Regions from separate parts of the Homo sapiens genome. Here region 1 is linked to region 2. Evidence: chromatin contacts called from ENCODE Hi-C or POLR2A ChIA-PET data. All regions are on one chromosome and are shown on one strand. The core of a region is the stretch at or near the end of the contact, and the rest is flanking DNA. Distances in the headings are between cores, read along the strand shown. Region 1 overlaps TEAD1 (TEA domain transcription factor 1). Region 2 has its middle 130 kb from the start of TEAD1.

Region 1 (5,617 bases), core at 2,493-4,992, 350 kb after region 2:
TATGAGCTCTGTATTAGTATGCTGAGCATTATGTCCAGTCTGTACATAAAGGAACCGTGGCTCAGAAACGTTAAATAAAGTTATCAAGCTCTACCTCCAAAAACGGTGACTGTGCCAAAGTTTACCACCACTCTGTATTCTTAACCATGTCACTGTACTTTTGAAGAAATAAAGACAAAGTTCAAAAGTTAAAAACAGCTGCCTGCAAAGTAGGAGCTCCCCAAGCAAGGCCAGACCTCTGAGGGCCTTCCACATTGGGTAGATGGTTACTCTGGGTTTCCTCTGAGTTCCTATTCCAACCCATGGAAAATTGTCTTCCACAAAATCAGTCTCTGGTGCCAAAAAGGGGACCGCTGCTTTAGAGCCTATCTTTCATCATGCTCTAGTGGCAGCAAAGAGGTGACTGATACTAGAATTCTTAGCAGCTGTTTGAGATTTGGGGCAGATTACCGCAGCTCAGCCTCAGTTTCCAGTCTGTCTTAAGTGGACATAACAGGATCGCTGCCATGCTTACTGTGATGATTACATTTAGTAATATCCCTGAACATACTGAGCACTCCACAAATGCTTCTGAACCTGAATGTCTTACAGTAATGTGAAAGGAAATTGAGCCAGAGCTCTGGACAGGGATCAAGCTTGCGAGAATGTGCTCACTAAGTGCTTTGGACTCTACTGAAATTCTAACAGGAGTCAGAATATTTTTCAATTACTTTTGAGATGGAGTTTTGCTTCGTCGCCCAGGCTGGAGTACAGTGGCACAACCTTGGCTCACTGCAACCTCCACCTCCTGGGTTCAAGCAATTCCCCTGCCTCAGCCTCCCACATAGCTGGGATTACAGGCATGTACCATCATGCCTGGCTAATTTTTGTATTTTTAGTAGAGACAAGGTTTTGTCATGTTGGCCAGGCTGGTCTCAAACTCCTGACCTCAAATGATTTGCCTGCCTCAGCCTCCCAAAGTGCTGGGATTACAGATGTGAACCACCATGCACGGCCTCAATTAGTTTTTAAAATCAATTAAACTTTTCATAAAGGTAGTAAATTAATGTGGTCAAAAAATCTCCAAGCATAAGAGAATGGAAGGGAGATGTCCCTTCCTTCTCATTCCTATCCTACCCTTAAGTAGGTAGCCACTGCTACTATTCTCTTATGAGGCTTTGTAGTGATTTTAGTGCATATACAATCTAATATGAATATGTATTCTCCCACCCCACCCTGCTTTTTAAAGAGAGGATGTGATCTAATTTGTGCTTCAGGAACACGATGGCTGCATCAGGTGAGAGCAGGGGCTGGAGGAAACTATACTGTTGGCCAGCTGGTGGCTGATGAGGACCAAACCAGGGCAGGGGCCATGGCTGAGGAAATGGCAGAGGGGAGAGATGTTATGGAGATAAAATTAAAAAGCCTTGTGGATTAATGAGCTGTGAGAAGAGGAGGATAAATGGTAATGACTGGGTGTTGGAGACCAAGGATGCTGATAAGATTTGAAGAGTCCTGGAACAGAGGAGGAAGCAGGATTGCTAAGAACTGACTTGATGATAATGCTTTTGCCTTTCATTCTCAAAATAAGCTTGTTGAAATACCTATTAGAGACAGGAAAGCTCAGAGAGTTTAAGTAACTTCATCTGGGACCTGGCTAATAGATGGCAGGGTTGACTATTTGAACTTTGTCTGAATTTCACAGTGTATGAGAAAATGACACTTACCCCACTATCTGGGAAAATGGGAAGGGCAGGGATTGTTCTCCATTCACAGATGGACATTTGATTTGGGCTCCAGGACAGGAGAGAGTTCCTGAAGGGTCACCTGGGCTTGGTGATGGCAGCCCCTCAGCCAGAAGGAAGGGAGTTTTGCTGCCTGGTGTTCTGGCCCTTATCTTTATTCCAAGGGGCTGGACCTCCTGGACGTGGATGTGGGAGTTAGCAGTCTTCATAGTCAGAGGGAGCCCAAGGTCTCCCCTCTGGGGGACTGGCAGGCCTGTGGTTGAGCCCGCATGGAAGGTCTGTAAATATATCCTGCAGATAACATGATTCTTTCTCGTAAAGGCAGTTGGTCAAACGTGGGCCCAAGGATGATTTAATTTCACATTTTTATACTTCTTTCAATGGCCTAAATTTACAGATCAACTAAAATTCCGTTGTCAGAACACAGATCCTTTCTTGGTTTGGAAAATGTGACCAGGACAGCTCTAAGGAAATATGACATTAATGAGGCCTGTGGAAGAAAGAAGAGGGGGATGGCTGTGCATGGGGGATTAGGTTGGAGACACAAGATAAAAAGCAAGGTTTCAGCCGGGCGCAGTGGTTCATGCCTGTAAACCCAGCACTTTGGGAGGCCAAGCAAGGCGTGTGGGTCACCTGAGGTCAGGCATTCAAGACCAGCCTGGCCAACATGGTGAATCCCCCGCTTCTACAAAAATACAAAAATTAGCTGGGCATGATGGTGGGTGCCTGTAATCCCAGCTACTCGGGAGGCTGAGGCAGGAGATTTGCTTGAACCTGGGAAGCAGAGGTTGCAGTGAGCTGAGATCGCGCCATTGCTCTCCAGCCTGGGCAACAGAGGAGACTCTGTCTCAAAAAAATAAATAAACAAAAATAAAAAAGAAGCAGCAGCAGTAAGGTTTTAATTCCCGATTGCCAGGAGGGTTCTTGCCTTTATCCTGGGCAGGACAGAGAAGGGCACCGGTGTCTCTGGAGGAGCTTCCTAGTTTTATAGTGGCTGCTGAGGCAGTTGCTCCATCTTGGGGTGGAGAATGGCTGTTTGAACAAATCTGGTTCCTGGTCCTTCAGAAAAGAGGCTCCTTCTCTCCTGTAATTCAGGGCTTGGAAGTGATCTCATGCCAGTAAGCCAGGTCACCAGCATCTGTGCAGCTCTGTGTGGCCTGGGCGGAATTTTCACATTGACTGTTTCATTTGACCTTGTAGACAGGCTAGGGTTCATCACTGCTCAGATGAGGAAGCCAGGGCCCAGAAAGGTTAAGCAACTTGCCTCAAGCCACTCAGCTCAAAAATAGCAGAGCCTAGATATTCTAACCCAGGTGTCATTAATGTTCCCATCTCATGCTTCGGAATAAGTGGTCGGAAAGTACATTTGGCCTTCCAGGTTTGGGGAGGAAGGCTGCAGCTGATCTAACGGTTGGCTCTGCTTAGTCCTTGAATGTCTCTCAGGTTTTTCTCATGTTTTTCCAAGCCTGGTCTTCCAGCAGGACGTAGGAGATGGAGTGTCTCCCGGGGAAGGAGATGATGGCTCAGTGTGGAGCACCCCCATGCCCCTCACAGTCCTGAGCCCTTGCCGAGCCACCTGCGAGCCCCTCCCGGCCCAGGGCACACTCTCTTGTGGCAGCAGACATTGTACTGTGTTTCTAAGATGCTCTGGCCACTTCCCCTGTTTCTTCATTACCCTTTGGGAAGGAGGCCACTGAAAGCGTCTGGAAATCCGGGTTCTATAGACATTTCACAGAGGCCCCAGTCAGGCCCCCTCTGCTTTCTTTGGCAGGTCCGCACCCCACGCACCTTCCTGGTTGCTCACTCAGTCGGTGGGCCTTTCAGCTGCACTTCTGTGGGGAAGACACACTCCTGTCTGAGGAAGCAGCAGCCCCTCTGTAGAGATGGTGCTGGGAGTGGGAGGTGGGAAGGATGCATCTCGGTGTGAGATCCCGGAAGGAGGCATTCACTTGCTCCTTGTTTCCAATGATGTTTCTCTCTGGGAAGAACGAGGGGCATGGGATGAAGTGGCATATCAGGGCCAAGTGGCCAGAACAGGGCTGGTGCCCTGGACAGTGAGCTGAGGAGAGAACCCACTTCAGATTCACTTTCTCCTGGGCAGGAACCGTGAGCACAGGCAAGCTCCTGGGCTGAATGTGCGGGAACCTGTCTTGGCTTGGCTCCGCAGCCATTCCCTGTCCCCCCAGGGGCCACCGCAGGCTGCCCAGCCTGCCCTGGGGGGTAGGTGGACAGACATTCCAGGCAGGACCGTGACAAGAAGTAAATGTAGGTGATTTGTCCTTGTTCTGTTCCAGCTTGTACATTAGCATACCTTGACATGAGTTATTTGTCTTGATTTCTTTAAATTCCTAAGTGGATTATAATTTTTTTCTTGGTATTATTTGACAGCAGTCATTTTTCAAGGTTTCACTACGTTCTTCAAATACTTAGAATTTTTGGAACAAATTTAGGAAAAGACTGCCATCTTCAGGTTGGACGGTGCAGTGCAGGACCCGGTGTGTCTGAGGGCACCTCGCAGATGCTGAGGACTAGCAGATTTGTAGGGCTTTTTCTTCCTTTTCCACAAAGATTGAACTGCCTTCATCAGTTCAATACATCTAGATTCAATACATCTAGAATGTATTGTCAGTCCTTTTAAAAAAAAGAGAAAAAAGCCCCAGTGACCACTGTTGGAAGTTGTACTGTTGTGGTTTGTTTCATCTACAGTGATGGACAACCTCCTAGGCTGTCCCCACTCCACTTTTGGGAACAGACTTTGCATGCCTTAGAGGAAGGTAGGAAGCAGGTATCTGGAGAGGGTACTGTGTGCCTGAGGGAAATGCGGACGCCAGACCCCACAAGGCTTCCCCACACTGCCACTACCCTAGCACCGATGGTAACATCAGAACAGAATCGCCTTAATGAGTCTGAAACTTTCCCTGTCTTCATTTATGCTTTAAGTTTTAGTATGTCCAGGTTTTTGTTATCAGAGGGACCGTATTGATTTCACATTATTTCGTCCAAAGTAAAGAAACATCATGATTCTTCCGGAAAGTAATAACAACAGCAAATTACGTGCTATGTACAGTGTTATGTGTTTTCCTTGCATTATCTCATTTAATATTCTTGACACTCCAGTACAGTAGGTACTATTATTATTCCTGCATTATAGTTCTACTAAGTATACATATTTCCACTATGGCTGTGGAAACTGCAGCAGAGAGAGAGGGCTATAATCACTTGCCCTGGATGACTCAGTTAGGAAGTGGTGCTACTGCTCAGATTCAAACCCAGATCCCATCTGACACCACAGTCCAGGTGTTCATCACTCCTCACTGCAGGCTCCCTAAGCAGCAAAGAACAGCAGGGACCAGGAAACAAAGTGACCCATAGAGCAGCTTTGAAGGAAGACGAAAGTCCTTTATTAACCCCCCCCGGGTATCTCAGAAGCCCTTTGCAAGTGAATGGTTGACTTTCGAGGGTTGCATTCACCTTTATTATTATTTGCAACTGCTATGAAGAATAACTGGAGGGATTATAGCAAAACAAAGAGAAAATGGACATTTCTCCAAGTCAAAATAGAAATCCACATATTAAGATGGCATCAGGTACTGCGTGGCATCCTTGATCCAGGTAGGGTTTTACTGGTGCAACATCTTTTTGGTGAACCCTACCTGCAGACAAGCGTCCCAGCTCCTGTCCAGCTGTCCTGAGCGTTTGAGCTGTAGGAAAGCTTTGCAGTCTGACCCGAGCTCCTTTAAAGCCCAAGGAACTTGTGGCTAACACAGAGTAAACATCCTGAAGTAATGTTTTTTGCTTCCTTTTATGGTTCTTTCCCTTCCTCAGAAAAACTCCATAATCTTTCAAGATAGTTTTTGATTGGTGGTTTATTTAATAAAATAATTGTATAAGCC
Region 2 (5,611 bases), core at 375-2,874:
AGTGGAAAAAGACAGACTTGAAATAAATTCTTGTTGGACTCCAGCCATGTACCATGCACAGAAACCTATCCATCATGTAGATGCTAACCTGTCAGGTAGGTGCTATAGTTACCCATTTTACAGAAGAGAAAACAGAGGTTCGCCAGCTGGCTTCAAATCTAGCTCTGTCTGACTCTGAAGTCTTCATTCTCTCCAGGATGTCCTGCTGCCTCCACATTCCTTTAACCCTGGCTCCCCAACACCACACAGGCTAGAGGTGAGGTCATGATCAGTGTCAACGAGGTTTGATTCCAACTGTGAATCAAAATTCCTTTTACCATCACAAATACTGTTTCCTCTTGACTTTATGTATTTATCTAGTTAATTGACGGAGGGGGAGTGGTGGGGCTTTTCTTAACTGATTGCAGGAAACTCTGAAATTAAACAAAGAGGTTTATCCGAACTCTGAAGTTGTTCCATTTCTGTTTGTTTTTAGAGACAGGGTCTCACTCTATCACCCAAGCTAGAGTGCAGTGGTACAACCATAGCTCACTGCAGCCTCAAACTCTTGGCCTCAAGCAATCCTCCTGCCTCAGCCTCCCAAACAGCTAGGACTCGAGGCACATGCCACCCTACTTGTCTAATTCTTTATTTCTATTTTGTAGAGACAGAGTCTATGTTGCTAGGCTGGTCTTGAACTCCTGGCCTGAGCCTCCCAAAGCACTAGAATTATAAGTGCCAGCCTTGAAGTATTCTTTTAAGGGTATGCTCTGTGTCTTTTTATGCGAAACACTTGGTTATTTGGAGTACTCTGGGAAGAGGCACAGGTATGAATGCCTGAGGAAGCCTCACTTCCTCTCCAACAAACAAGTGGCCTGTCTCTGCCCTTGTGGGGACTTGGGGGGCTGTCCTCCTCTGGGTAGAAAGCTAGAGGCAGGTTGAGCTCCCGGCTTCTGGACTGGAGTTGGGGGGAGAGGGAAGGACATGGGTGGTACAGAGGCTGGAGTCTGCAGCACCACCCCAGCTGACCAGTGCTGGGCCCAGGGAAATAGCCAGGCTTGCTGAGGTCTCATAGGCAGGAACACACAAGCTGGTCACAGTTCAGGCAGGTGTACAGGGAAAGGAGGATTCCAGCAGGTAGGGCTAAGCGACAGGCAGCAAGCAGGGCTTGAGATCAGGGGAGATGGCACCACACAGAGGGGGCTGGCCCAGTCTGCCAGCCTCAGACAGGGGACCAGCTGGAATTAGTAGTGGGCTTTTTGAGTCCCATTGGGCAATTGCTGTGCAGGGCAGGTGAAGGCAGGAGCTTAGGCCCGTGAGAGGGATGAGAGAGCCAGGGAGGAGGGTGCTGTCATCAAACAATGTCCAGGTGCTCCAGGTAGATACTAGGTCTTTAATAACAGAACTTTTCCAGGGCTGTTGAGTTATTGCCTGCCTGTGAACCTCTACCTCCCCACACTGCACATCAGCAGATTGGTTCCTGAGACTGTGGCTGGGAACACCAGTAGACCCAGAGACAGGGGACTGAAAAAGCAAGATGACAGCAATCCTGACTTACGGCCTACTTGAGCCCAGAGCCCTGCCTGGAAGCACACGGCTCCACTGGCACAGCCTGTGCCCATATGTGAATAGACTTTACTGAAAGGCTCTGCTTCCTCCATTCGTGACTCAGCTTTACTCACACTGGCTGTTTCAAAAGTTGAAGATGTACATCAATGCATGTTTATAATAAGCCTATGAGATCATTTTACAAAATCAAATTCCAGGGACTGAGAGAAAACAAGTCACAGGCAGCAAGTTTCTTCTCTTGGATTTTCCCAATGTGAAAATCTGCAGTCAGGTTACACTGCTAGAGACTCGACTCAGGGGAAGCCCAGGGGAGAGAGTGCAAGCACATTTTATTAGGATAGCCAGAACCCCTGAAAACTTTGATTTAGGGGCAAAGGGCCTATGTTCAAGCCTGGCATTTGCTAGCTGTCTGATACTGGGCAAATCACTGTACCTCTGAGCCTCTCCGTCGGTAGTGAGGATGTAAGGGGGGCTTGTCACTTGTTGAATCCTGGTTTGATTTTGCCTGGCTCAGAAGTGTCTCCCACCCCGCCATCTTCAGGCCTCTCTCCTGAACCTATGCTCCAACTATGAGAGTAATCATCCCACACCGAGGAGGGCCACTCCACAACCCAGGGCTGGTGAAGAGGCTCAACAATAGTGTGGCTATGGACACTCTGTAAACCTGAAAGCTCCACAGCAGTAGGGGTTCCTAGTGCTACCGTTATTCCTGCAAGCCTTAGGCCAGGGTTGGCAAATAGTACCATGCTTCCTCTGCTCCTCACATATCTATGGCAGACATTACTAATCAACCCAGCACTCTCCCCATTGCCTTTTGACTAGTGATGTCTTTGGGAGAGTGGGAGGGAGACAGGAATATTACAAGGAAAGCTGCTTGCCATTGTAGCCTTGTACAAATTTTATAGCTCAGGATGCCAATACAAGGCTCCAAATAAATTCTTAATGCCCACTCCTGGACCAATCAGTTATGATTGGGGATGGGGCAGGAGGTAAAATATATAGAAAGATAGTAGCTACCACTCAAACTACATATTTACCAGAAGGCAGCATGTTTATCTGCTCAAGATGTTCTGTTTTTAGCCTCCAGAAAAGCCACGTCCCTAGGTTCTGAGGGTAGTACCAAGTCCATGTTAGAGATGAGCAAAGAAGCCCAGATAGGTTAAGTGGAGTGGCCAAAATAACCCTGTAGAAAGGGGTAGAACTGTCTGACTCCAGCTTCCAAGCATCTTACCTTTAGGCAGGAAGGCAAGGGTTCCAAACACCCACGCATTCCCCAGGCAAGCTCACCAAGGCCCACTGACCCCAGCAGCCAGAGGACAGCCCTGAAAAGTGAGGGGCGGGAGTCCTTGGCTATGTTCTAAGAACTGAGAGAAGCATTCACAATGAAATCCAGAAGGCTCTTTGGAGAAGTCTGCAGTTTTGGAACAATCCTGCTAAGTCATAGATGCTTTGAATTCCTTAGCTTTTGCCTTCAGAATTCCTGGCAGCTGCAGACAGTGGATGAGTATTCGTGGACAGACACTGATTTCTCCCCTGCTGGCGAAGGCCAGGGCAGGCCAGGTCCAAGACTGAGAAGCCAGCAGACTGAATCTCCACTCTAGAGAAGTCTAGAAGCAGGAAGGGCTTGTGCAGTGGATGCTGTGGTACCCCCTGCCCAGGTGGCCCTGAGGGCCAAGGCACTCATTCTTCCCTCTCTCCCTACCCTCCACACCCCCAGCTGCCTCCCACTGCATGATAGGCCCTGCTGAAGAAAGATGTGAGCCTATCTCCAAGATGACACGCCCTTGCATGGGCACCCAAGGACTGGTCGGTGCACACAGTCAGTGCATACACTTTCTTCCATCTGGACATCTCTGAAGGGAAGAGGCTCTTTCAAGATCCTCCCTCCAGCCCCAGAGCTCCAGGTAGGAGCAGTTGAGGCCACCCTCACTGCATATCACAGCCTAGCTCCTCACCCTGAGCTCTCGCTCCCTCACTGGTGTTGTTCCTGGGCTCACTCCCCAGTAAGCCACCTGCTCATATACCTCCATCTCAGAACCTGCCTCCCTGAGACCAGAACGGGGGCTGCTTGAAAAGAAAAGAGAAAGAAGAATCCTGGAGGTGGGACGCTCAGCGTTCTTAGAAATAATCGCATCTAGCCCCACCACTGCAGAGGGGAGAGAGTTTGCCCAAGGTCACAGAGCCCGTTGATGGCAAAGCTGGCTCCAGGGACCTCTGACCCCCCATTCCCTCCATTCTTGGGGCTGATATTAAAACTGCTGACATGTTTGAATGTTATTTGTATGTAAGCATTTTCTCTAATCATCACAGCACCCTCTGAGGTAGGTGTGATTAACTTCATGTTTTTACAGATGATAAAACAGCCTCCAAGAAGTTGTAAGTGAGTTGCTCAAGGTTGCACTGCTTGCACGTGGCAGAGGTGGGATCCAACCCAGGTCTGTGTGATTCCCACGCCCACATTCTTTGCACGATGGCACATTTCCTCTGGCTGTTTTGGGAAAGAGGGGGTCTTTGGATTGTTATGAGGCTTCCCAGACCTGCGTGGGTCCTATGCCCTGCTACTCTGAGCATAGAACCAGAGGTAGCAGGGCACAGGGCGTAGTTCCCTCCCCTAAGAGAACCTCAGGGAGGCCCTCTGTGGAGGAGGCACACACTACCGGCCTCAGCGAGCCCCGGCCCAGGTGTGGCCCCTGTGTGGAGCGTCTCCTTTGGCAGATCAAGTTCCCGCTCATTCCTCAGGGCAGCCCTGTTACTCTACATTCCAGCCCAGGGATGCCGCAGCTTTAGGGCCAGGATTTAAACCAAATATCCTGCCTCTCCCCAGGGATGTCCCCAAAGGTGGTAGAAATGTGTCACATTCACACTCTGTACACAAGACTCAGCAATGTTGTGATCCAAGATGTGGCTCACTGAGGAGGCAGGAGGAACCTCTCAGGATGACATACAATGAGGGAGCTATGAATATAAAATTCTCATTGCATATCAGCCAGAACAGGAAAGGAGGCATTCCCTCTGCATAAGTGAGAAAGGGAAATGGGCAGGAAGCCAGGTGGGCCGACCTGCCATCCCTGTGGGCTCCTGCACCACCCCCCACATGCACACATCTCTGGACCCCGTGTACCTCAGCTAATAAAGCCTCTACCTGCAACTTCCACCTCATCCAGTTTCTGAACATACTTGTGGACCCTCAGTGCCCCAATGACATTATTTTACTCAAGGCTAGCAGCTAAGATCCAAGGGGCTGTGGCCCTAAGCAGTGGTCTCTCCCCATTCCCCAACACACCTGAGTCTCTGCCTTGGTCTCCTTGCCTGGCACTCTTGTTTCCCAAAGGAATTATTGCTGCTTGTGGAGCCAACCTGCTTGACTGAGGTTTTCACATCAGGCCCAGCCCCTGGCTTTCTTTTCTGGGTGTCAGGGCGAAGGATGTCAGTATCTATGCTCCAAAATCTGGCCATTGGTGTTCCTTCTCAAAGGGAGAGAGTGCCCAGAACTGTGCCATGTTGGAGACAGCAGAGATCTGGGGATCAGTAGCCCAAACACAGAGAGAGGGTGGTCAGACGTGGGCACAGTACTACAGGGCTCCTGTGATGCTCCTTCTGAGCTCCTGAAGCTCAGGCAAGGTTTAGATGGGATGGACCTGGGAAGAAACTATCCCATAGGCAGACATGGCATCCAATATCCAACGTCAGGAAGAAAGTGGGGGTTCTGGCTAGGGACCAGGCACTTGGCAGATTCAAAGCGCCAGAGAAGCATGAAAGGCTGAGCCCCAGGACAGAAGAGGCCTCAAGGGCTGGACTCTGAGTCTTAGGTTGAAGGACGGAACTGCATCTGGACTAGCAGCGACAGTCCTGGAGATGGTAAAGCCAACCAGGGCAAAGAGATGAGGGCTCTTGACCCTGGGATGTTCACATTCTATAATGTGTGGCTGAGGAATGCCAAGTGAGCAATCCCAAAAAAGTGATCTGGGTGGGCAATGGAATGTCCAGGGATGCTGCAAGAGACAAAAGTAAAGGTGCTCAGTCTTGGAGAGGACCTGGGGCAGAATGAGACAAGATTCAGACA

Evidence for each region. Hi-C counts contacts between places; a loop is a spot of excess contacts on that map. ChIA-PET counts read pairs that join two places held with the same protein, here RNA polymerase II (POLR2A). Pooled maps may share reads with other maps.
Region 1: a map of IMR-90 shows a loop between it and region 2 (4-fold over the local background). The contact joins two enhancer-like sites. A Hi-C loop is called at or near these places in 5 of 168 maps with a recorded cell type or tissue (IMR-90, ascending aorta, chondrocyte and 1 more) and 7 of 50 pooled maps. POLR2A ChIA-PET finds 5 or more read pairs at or near these places in 2 of 52 experiments (AG04450 and Panc1).

Annotation. Positions count from the first base shown.
Region 1 is chr11:12,890,069-12,895,685 of GRCh38, forward strand. All of the region lies in intron 9 of TEAD1 (TEA domain transcription factor 1), which reads left to right. Among named protein-coding and RNA genes, the nearest start is that of TEAD1-AS1, 30 kb to the right of the region's middle. Within about 2 kb of position 3,743, at least 4 of the 41 ENCODE cell types and tissues checked have a DNase peak (open chromatin) inside an H3K27ac peak, as active enhancers do.
Region 2 is chr11:12,538,132-12,543,742 of GRCh38, forward strand. No RefSeq gene overlaps it. Among named protein-coding and RNA genes, the nearest start is that of TEAD1, 130 kb to the right of the region's middle. Within about 2 kb of position 1,625, at least 7 of the 41 ENCODE cell types and tissues checked have a DNase peak (open chromatin) inside an H3K27ac peak, as active enhancers do.